Linked DNA regions of Homo sapiens: region 1 is linked to region 2. Evidence: read pairs that join two places in POLR2A ChIA-PET (ENCODE). Cell type or tissue: endothelial cell of umbilical vein. All regions are shown on one strand.

Region 1 (5,000 bases), 96 kb after region 2:
CAAGCGATTCTCCTGCCTCAGCTTCCTGAGTAGCTGAGATTACAGGGACTCGCCCCCACACCAAGCTAATTTTTGTATTTTTAGTAGACATGGGGTTTCACCATGTTGGCAAGGCTGGTCTTGAATTCCTGACCTCAGGTGATCTGCCTGCCTCGGCCTCCCAGAGTGCTGGTATTACAGGTGTGAGCCACCACGCCCTGCCTTCCCTTTTACTTTTAACAGTCTTCTAAGATAAGAATTCTAATCTTTATTTTACAGATGAGGACGTGAGACTCTAAGTCACTTAACTTGCTCAAGGTCTCCAAGCTAGTAAATGTTGAGCTGGGGTTTAACCCTGTCTCTCAGACTCTAAAGTCCACACTTATCACCATGCAACCCTGACTATTGATTTTAGTCAGACTCCTTACCCTGGCTCTCATGACATTCCATGCTTTGGCCCCAGCCTGTTTTTCAAACTATTTTCTTATCATTGCCTACTACGTACTCTGTTTTAACTGTATTGTTCACTGTTCCTGGGGCACTTATTCTTTCAAATGAATTTTAGAATCAATCAAGTGTCAGCTTCCTCTAAAATAATCCCTTCTGAGTTTTGTCTGAAATTTTATTAAATTTGTACATTAATTTTGAGGTATTAAATACCTTTATAATTTTTAGTATTCCCATCCAGAAACATGGTATTTCTGCCAAGTCTATTTTATATACTTTCTGTAGTTTCTTTCCAAATAAGTATAAGTAATATTTCATATTTTCTAGTTTGCTACTACTGTCTATAAGTAGCTTATCAATTTTTTTTTTTTTTTTTTTTTTTTTTGAGACAGAGCCTCACACTGTTCTCTGTTGCCCAGGCTAGAGTGCAGTGGCACGATCTTGGCTCATTGCAGCCTCTACCTCCCGGGTTCAAGTGATTCTCCTGCCTCATCCTCCCGAGTAGGTGGGATTACAGGCAGGCATCACTACGCCTGGCTTATTTTTGTATTTTTAGTAGAGATGGGGTTTCACCATGTTGGCCAGGCTAGTCTTGAGCTCCTGACCTCAAGTGATCCACCTGCCTCAGCCTCCCAAAATGCTGGGATTACAGGCGTGAGCCACCATGCCCAGCAGGTTATCAATTTTTGTGATTTTATTTTCTAATTGGACATCTTCCTGAACTCTCCTAGCTTTTAATTTGATTCTCTAGTTTTCTAGATAGATAATCATATGATCAGACAAATAATATTGTCATCTTTTCCAAATTCTCTTTTCCCTCCATCCCTTCCTTTCTCTCCATCACTGTTCTCTAGTTCTATTGTGCAATGAATTAGAACAACCAGAAGAGGGTTAAATACTCAAAGGTAAAATACCAACGATACTGCAGTAAAGATGGGAACAAGATGAAGAGAATGCCCATATCACTGCTATGATATTTATGAAATTTTTAAAGAATGGAGGTTTTCAAAGCTATATGCAAGCATATGTGATATGTTATCCTTAATAGAGTTAATAATATAATAAGCACTTATCAAATATTTGGTGATTAAGTTATTAGACCTTGGACCAGTATTGAAATGCCAGATTATTTTTGCAGTTCATCAATATAAAATACTAGATGCTGTGTGTGTGTGTGTGTGTGTGTGTGTGTGTGTGTGATATAGGTCTTCCAAGCTATAGAAGTCAAAGAAGTCAAGTAGAGTATCTTCAAGGAGGAAAATTATATGAAAGCTTCATTATAATCAGGTTTCTTATAAAAGGATATGTTGGCAGGAAAGAAGGCTATTTTTTTTTTTTTTTTTTGAGATGGAGTCTAGCTCTGTCGCCCAGGCTGGAGTGCAGTGGCACAATCTCGGCTCACTACGACCTCCGCCTCCTGCATTCAAGCAATTCTTCTGCCTCAGCCTCCCAAGTAGCTGGGACTACAGGCATGCACCACCATGCCTGGCTAATTTTCTTATCATTGCCTACTACCTACTCTGTTTTGTATTGTTAGTACAGAGGGGGTTCCACCATATTGGCCAGGCTGGTCTCAAACTCCTGACCTCGTGATCCACCCGCCTCAGCCTCCCAAAGTGCTGGGATTACAGGCGTGAGCCACCGCTCCTGGCCTTCTTTTTTTGTTTTTATGTATATTATTTTCAGCAACTTTCTTATTCAGAACACTGGCAAACAATAGCTTTTTATTTGCTTGTTTTGTTTTCCCAAACTAGTGGAGGTTCGCATAATATATTTTACCAATATTAGTGCTGTATTCATGTTTTTGTTCTGGTCTTTGTACCCTGTACATTTAAAAAAAATATTGTGTCTTAGATTGTCAGCACCTAGAAGTTAAAGGCTGTACATCTATTTTTATAAACTGGCATATGAAATTAAAAGTCTAATACATGTTTTGATTATATTGGACAAAAGTTATTCAGTCTTTAACATAATTTCTCCAAGTTTAACTTTGATCATCTGTTTTTGAGACCAGATCTTGCTCTGTCACCCAGGCTGGAGTGCAGTGGTGTGATCACTATTCACTGCAGCCTCAACCTGCTGGGCTCAAGTGATCCCCCTACCTTAGCCTCCTGAGTAGCTGGGACTACAGACATGCACCATGACACGTGGCTAATTTTTTTTTTTTTTTTTTTTTTTGGTAGAGATAGGGTTTCGCCATGTTGCCCGGGCTGGTCTCGAACTCATGGCTTCAAGTGATCCTCCTGCCTCGGCCTCTCAAAGTGCTGGGATTATGAGACATGAGCCACCACGCCTGGCCAAGACTATAAGGGATACTAAAAGATTATGTAAGCCAAGAGTGGTGGCTCATTCCTATAATCCCAGCAATTTGGGAGGCTGAGGCAGGAGGATCACTTGAAGCCAGGAGTTTGAGACCAGCCTGAGCAACATAGGAAGACCACAGCTCTACAAAAAAAAAAAAAAAATTAGCCAGACATGGTGCTATACCTCTGTAATCTCACCTTCCTGGGAGGCTGAGGCAGGAGGATTCTTTGAGCCCAGGAGGTCAAGGCTGCAGTGAGCCATGATTGCACCACTGCATTCCAGCCTGAATGACAGAGCGAGACCCTGTGTGAAGCAAACAAAAATAATATCCCTTACACTCTTAAAATTTGTTAACAGCTGGCAGATGCTTTAAGGAAAAAAATCTATGGTTAGACTAAGAAGGGAAGGACTTGAACTCCCAGACTGCCAGAAAAAGGACTAGATATAGCTACTTATTTAGTAGCTGTATCTACTTTTTGGCATCTCTTCCTGAATCATTTACATAAAGTTGAAATAACAGGATTTTAGAATTGAAATTTTTTTTTTTTTTTTTTTTTTGAGATGGAGTTTTGCTCTTGTTGCCCAGGATAGAATGCAATGGCATGATCTCGGCTCACCACAACCTCTGCCTCGCGGGTTCAAGTGATTCTCCTGCCTCAGCCTCCTGAGTAGCTGGGATTACAGGCATGCGCCACCATGCCCGGCTAATTTTGTATTTTTAGTAGACACGGGGTTTCTCCATGTTGGTCAGCTGGTCTCGAACTCCCAACCTCAGGTGATCCGCCTGCCTTGGCCTCCCAAAGTGCTGGAATTACAGGTGTGAGCCACCGTGCCCAGCCTGAAAGAGATCTTAAAAGTCATTTAACACATAACTTCTCTCCTAATACAGAAAGCTCATCACTAATGTCTCTAACAGATAATTTGTCATCCTTTATTTCCAACAATGAGGAGCTTAGTGGTTTCTGAGATAACTAGTACTTTTATTGAGTAGTTTTTAGAGTTTGAAAATAATTCGTTTTACTGGGCCAAAATATGCCTCCCTATATCTGTACTTGTGAGCAGTGATCCTGCCCTCTGGAGTCATAGAGTAAGTGCACTTAAAGAAATAATCCACCTATTGTAAATCATCTCTCTCTTTGCACCTTCCTTCTTCTCTTCCCAGTTTTTTTCTTTATTGTGCTAGACACCAATTTCTGTTCCTTATAACAAGCTTCTATTCCTGTAGGACTTTGAGAGGCTGAGGCAGGCGGATCATGAGGTCAAGAGATCGAGACCATCAAGGCCAACATCGTGAAACCCTGTCTCTACTAAAAATACAAAAATTAGCTGGGTGTGGTGGTGCACATCTGTAATCCCAGCTACTCGGGAGGCTGAGGCAGGAGAATCGCTTGAAGCAGGAGGTGGAGGTTGCAGTGAGCTGAGACGGCGACACTGCACTCTGGCCTGAGTGACAGAGCGAGACTCCATCTCAAAAAAAAAAAAAAGGAATTATCAGAAGATTTTTCAGATTTGTTGCTGGTTTAAAGTCTCATGCATGTTCAACTTCATATAATTAAATAACTTATATATAAAGATATAAAAGATTTTATATCGCTTGAACCCGGGAGGCGAAGGTTGCAATGAGCCGAGATTGTGCCACTGCACTCCAGCCTGACCGACACGGCAAGACTCCGTCTCAAAAAAAATAAATATTAAACATTTCTCATTTTTAATTTCTAATACAGTAAATATTAATAACTATAAGCTACAGAAACACAAAGTTTTTAGGGTCCTAAATAATTTGTCAGTATATAAAGGGGTCTTGATACCAAAAGAATTGAGAATGACTAATTTAGGAAAAGATTGATGAGAATAATCTAGGCTCTTCTTTACATCACCGTACATCAGGTTCATGTGTATTTTTAGCATGTCACCCTCTCTTTGTTTTTCAGAGATCAGAGACTTAAAGCTCTATTTCTGTCCCAGATTCTTCTTTGGAAGTAAGAAAGTTGTCAGTCTTCCAAAGATAACAATTCTTTTTTTTTTTTTTTCTTTTAGATTTGATGGTAGAGTGGTGGCAAAGCTTCCTTTTACCCCTCTTTCTTACATCCAAGGACTGTCTCATCGAAATCTGCTGGGAGATGACACCACAGACTGTTCCTTCATTTTCCTGTATATTCTCTGTACTATGTCGATTCGACAGGTGAGTGATCACATCTACCATTTAATATGTATATTTTTCCTTGCTGTCATACCAATTAGCTTTTACTTTTATAATACTAGAAATGTTT
Region 2 (5,000 bases):
CTTCTTACTTGGAATACCTCGTGTTCATCCACACTGAATGTCAACTACGAGGAGGGAGCCGTTCTAGGTGCAGGCACTGCAGGAGAAGGCATACGTGCCCTTTCAGGCTTGCACTGAGACTCAATAGAGCAGAGTAGGTTTTTTGGACTCTGAAGCCAAGAGTTTAAATGCCAGCCCCACCTGGCACTCTATACACAGTGGGTACTTAACTCCTTGGTGCTACAGTCTTCCCATGTTGAAATTGGGGATAATTATAGTACCTTACCTGAAAGGGCTGTGAGAGGAAATAAAGGCATTAATACAAATAAAACACTTAGAATAGCACTCAGTATATAGTTAGTGCTCGGGAAGTATTAGCTATTACCAAAAGAAATACATTGAAAAGAGATAAACAATAAACACGTGCAAAATTATTTCAAATGGTATTAGTGATATAAGAAAAAAATAAGGCAGTGGAATCAAGAGAGTTGCAGTAGGCACTCCATTAGTATTAAATCAACATTTTACAAGAACATGTGTTACTTCTGATTAAGAATAAAAAGTGGCAAAGTATGATAAAGGTTGTTCTCCTGTTTTTTAGAGACAGGGTCTCTCCATCTGTCACCCTCAAACTCCTGGCCTCCACAGATCCTCCTACCTCAGCCTCTTGAGTAGCTCCTACTACAGGTGCATGCCACTGCACCTGGCTCATTACTTATTTTTTGTAGAGATGGGGGGTTCTACTATGTTGACAGGCTGGTATCAAACTCCTGGCCTCAAGTGATCCTCCTGCCTTGACCTCCCAAAGTGCTGGGATTACAGGCATTGAGTCATCAGGCATTGAGTCATCAATCCCAGCCAAAAGTTGTCCTTTTTAGTAAGTTAAAAGCCTGTGCCATCCCTCAAAAAACCTGTGGCCTAACGACTTCTTGAAACTCAGTCCTGTCCCTAATTTTTGCCATAAATGTAGGGTTCATTTAAAGATGACTTTTCCCAAAACTATACATGTGAAATTCAGTTTTCAAATCTTAAATTCTGACATGAGAATGAGAAACAAAAAAGACCCAGATGAACTCCCAGGTAATCCAATCTCACAATCATGGTTTAAAAAAAAAAAGGACTTGAATACATTCACTCAAGTATGTTTGAGCAGCTACAATATTCTAGGCACAATGGACAGAGATAAAGACAGTGACCTGAAACTCAGTCTACTGAGAAGAGAACAGTATGGGGTGGTGTCAGAGAAAGAAAAACACAGGATGCAAACCTCAATTCAGATTGCAGTCAACTGACAGAACACTTCCTAGGGGAAGTGACAGCTCAAGAGGTCTTTGAAGGATGAGTAAAAGTGACCACACAAAAGAGGCACATCAGAAGCAGCAGCATCAACACACGTGCACTAGTGTGGAGGTGAGCTCTCAAGAGCTGGGAACTGGAAGTGCTGACAACTCAGGGTTGGGGAGGACCGATAAGGCAAAGAGGGAGTGACAGGAAGCAAGGCTGGAGGGACTAAGCCTCCTGTGGCTTAGCTGGGAGAACAGGATGACAGCAAGACTGAAGGCAAAGAAGAGCTATTGAAGAATGTACCCGACGGACAGGCAACATCGGAGTTGCATTTTTAAAAGATCACTCCAGCAGCAATGTGGAAAATGTTTTGGAGGTGGTCCAGATTGGCAGCTGGGAAATCAGTCAGTGGAGAGTTACCCAGGCAAGAAATATGGATGTGGATTGGGAGGAGAAATTATTTCAAGAGAAATTCAGAAAGCAAGATTGACTGCACCAGGAGACAGGATGGATGTGGGAGAATGTGGAAGTGCAGGAGTGACAGAGATGACTGTAAGGTTTCTGTCTTGTACATCTGTGTGGAGAGAAAATACAGGTAGAGCAGCAGGTCTGTGGCTAGGAACAGGAGGCAGGTATTGTTAGGGGTCTCATTCTGGATAATCATTGGTGAAGAACATGATGTGGAAATGCCCAGTGACAGCTGAATAAATGAGAAAGAAGCCCAGGAAAGGACTCAAGGCAGGAAATACCCAATCTGCGAAGCACTGACAAATGGAGAATACAGAACATGGAGGGGGAAAAAACAGGGAATCAAGAAGGGGATTCTGAGGCATGACACAGCCATAGGCAGAAAAGGGCCCAGAGATGACTGAGAAGAATGGTGAGAGTGAAGAAAGCCAACCAGCCAAGAGCAGTGAAACCAAGAAAAGTTTCCCAGAGGACAAGGGCACTGTCAAGTGTTACAGAAAAGTCAAGGTAAAGAATCTACAGCTCCAACGGGATTTAGAGACTAGGTGATTACTGGTGACTTTAGCAAGAAAAGCTTTAGCATAGTCATTAACACTTTCTGACTCCTCTCCACCTGCGACAACACTTTATGACTGTAGCATTTACTTGGTATTTAGCATACTTTCAACAATCAGACTGAAGCCCTCCCTGTGCACGAGACTGGGGACACAAGAGGGATAACTGACACTGCAGGATCCTGGAATCTAGAGGTGTAAACAGCTAACCATGACACAAGAGAATGACTGCTACAGGAAACCAGTAAAGGGAGTACTACTTAATTCAGTTTGGCAGACGCTTAAAAACACCAACCATGACACTGGGCACTGGGTTAGCACAGATGAGTCAGACCTAAACATACAAGCTCCCTGAGGTCAGGGCCTTTCTCTAATGCACTGCTGTGTTCCCAGCACCTCACAAGTGTCTGACACACTATAAGTAATCAACACATATTTACTGAATGAATGGCTGAATGAACGAAGACATGGACCTTTTCTTTCAGGAGCAGGAAGGGGTGGAAGCTTCAAAAACTGCAATTTGTGACCTGGATTAAAGAAGTAGTACAGGCCAGGCGCGGTGGCTCACGCCTGTAATCCCCAGCACTTTGGGAGGCTGATTGGGGGTGGATCACCTGAGGTCAGGAGTTTGAGAACAGCCTAGCCAACATGGTGAAACCCCATCTCTACTAAAAATACAAAAATTAGCTGGGTGTGGTGGTGGGCGCCTGTAATCCCAGCTACTCGGGAGGCTTAGGCACAAGAACTGCTTGAACCTAGGAGGCGGAGGATGCAGTGAGCCGAGATCGTGCCATTGCACTCCAGCCTGGGTGACAAGAGCAAAACTCCATCTCAAAAAAAAAAAGCAGCAGCAGCAGCAGTAGGATTTTGCTAGGATCATGGAGATTTTTATATTCATTTTATATATATATATATATATATACACACACACACACATACGTGTGCACACACAAATATATATCTCCTGTACAAGGCTAAGTTACTAGAGTCACACAGATATTGGTCAAACACTACCTTGCCTCTAGCAGGTTATCAAGAAACAGTTGATAGGAGAGGTAGCAATGGGAGGGCTTTCTGTGGTGCTGGGAATAATCTATGTTCACCATATGATAATTCATTGAACCGTGCTTTTAGAATTTATACATTTTGCTAGGTGTTCTATTAGTAATTAAAAGGTTTTTTTAAAAAGATGCTAATAAACTGTTTTTTCTCCCCCTAACTACCTACTACAAAACAAGAGACCTTAACTCCTTTAGGAAAAAGGCACAACTTAACTACAGGAAAGGATCGCTAAGGCCTACAGAAAGCTGGTAAGACAAGAATAAGAAACTTCAAAGGTCGACCCAGGAAGAGGGTGCCCAATATCTGACTAGCTATGGGTCTTATCAGCAAAGAAGTAATAACTCACATTAGTCAGTGGGACTTAAACTATAAAGGCTCCTTATCACTATCAATGCCTCCATTCCTGGACCCTGTCAGGCACAGATGCCAGGGAGCAGTGCTGGCTAGAACTGGACGGCAAGACTGACCAAAGATACACTGGAGGGACAAGTTCAAGGGATCGATTGCACCACATGCTGACTATGGTCAATGGCAATGTATTGTATACTTGAAAATTGCCAAGAGAGTAGATTTCAATTGTTCTCACCACAAAAAAATGACTAAGTGAGGTAACAGATATGCTAATTAGCCTGATTTAACCATTCCACAATGTATACATACATTAAAACATTAATGGGCACACCATAAATATATTTTCATTTGTCAATTAAAATCAATGAATAACTATTTAAAAACATTTTTAAAGGCTGACCAGGCCGGGCACAGTGGCTCACGCCTGTACTCCCAGCACTTTGGGAGGCCAATGCCGGGGGATAACTTGAGGTCGGGAATTCAAGACCAGCCTGGCCAACATGGTGAAACCCCGCCTCTACTAAAAATACAACAAGTAGCCGGGCATGGTGGCACACGCCTGTAGTCCCAGCTACTTGGGAGGCTGAGGCAGGAGAATTGCTTGAACCCGGCAGAGGCTGCAGTGGGCCGAGATCGCGCCACACTCCAGCCTGGGCAGCACAGCAGGACTCTGTCTGGGGCGGGGGCCGGGGTGGGGGAAGGCTGGCCAACCAGCCTGTTCTGACAGCACATCTGCACAGAACATGAATCACGGTACCGGCAAGTGACCGGCCCACTGCAGAAGCATTGCTATGTATATACCTCTGCATACATTTTATCGTTTAACCCTAACACCTCTCCAAACCAGACATCATCTCCTTTTCACAGATGTAGGAATAGGTTCAGAAGAAACAGATTAAAAGTGGCCAAATAGGGATGTTAACACAAGCCTGGCTGACTCCAAAACCCACGCACGTTCTCCACTCCATCAAGCTTCCTGGGCTTACCTCAACAAGGAAGCATCTTCTGAACAAACCAGGGATTCTCTATCTTAACTTGAAGTGGACACATTATAAAGCTTCAATTCTATCACACCAAAAAAACACCTTAAACTCCACCAAGACCCAGCAAGAAGAGCCTCATGGCAGGCTAGGACTGAGTTCTTCCCAGAAGACAGGTCTAAAACACAAGCTTTTCCACCTTAACAATGGATGTCTCCTGACCCCTTCCTCCAGAAATCAAATGGCCAATCTGATGCCCACTTCAGCTTCTGTCATCCCTCTGTAGTCAGACAAGGAGGGCTCGCTCAGCTTGCATTTCCTT

Evidence for each region. Peaks named below come from ENCODE experiments on the same cell type or tissue, not always from the same donor. Only the 100,000 strongest peaks of a DNase experiment are listed, where the experiment ranks them.
Region 1: POLR2A ChIA-PET joins it to region 2 with 5 read pairs; 4 of 35 experiments call an interaction of 5 or more read pairs at or near these places.

What each region holds. Positions count from the first base shown.
Region 1 is chr1:165,743,079-165,748,078 of GRCh38, reverse strand. TMCO1 (transmembrane and coiled-coil domains 1) reads left to right here. Exons shown (of 7, transcript NM_019026.6): 6 at 4,768-4,912. Among named protein-coding and RNA genes, the nearest start is that of TMCO1, 23 kb to the left of the region's middle. In endothelial cell of umbilical vein, no CTCF peak of the experiment used is centred here; no DNase peak of the experiment used is centred here.
Region 2 is chr1:165,839,319-165,844,318 of GRCh38, reverse strand. All of the region lies in intron 1 of UCK2 (uridine-cytidine kinase 2), which reads right to left. Among named protein-coding and RNA genes, the nearest start is that of UCK2, 14 kb to the right of the region's middle. RefSeq lists a silencer at 1,264-1,450. In endothelial cell of umbilical vein, no CTCF peak of the experiment used is centred here; a DNase peak (open chromatin) is centred at 2,568.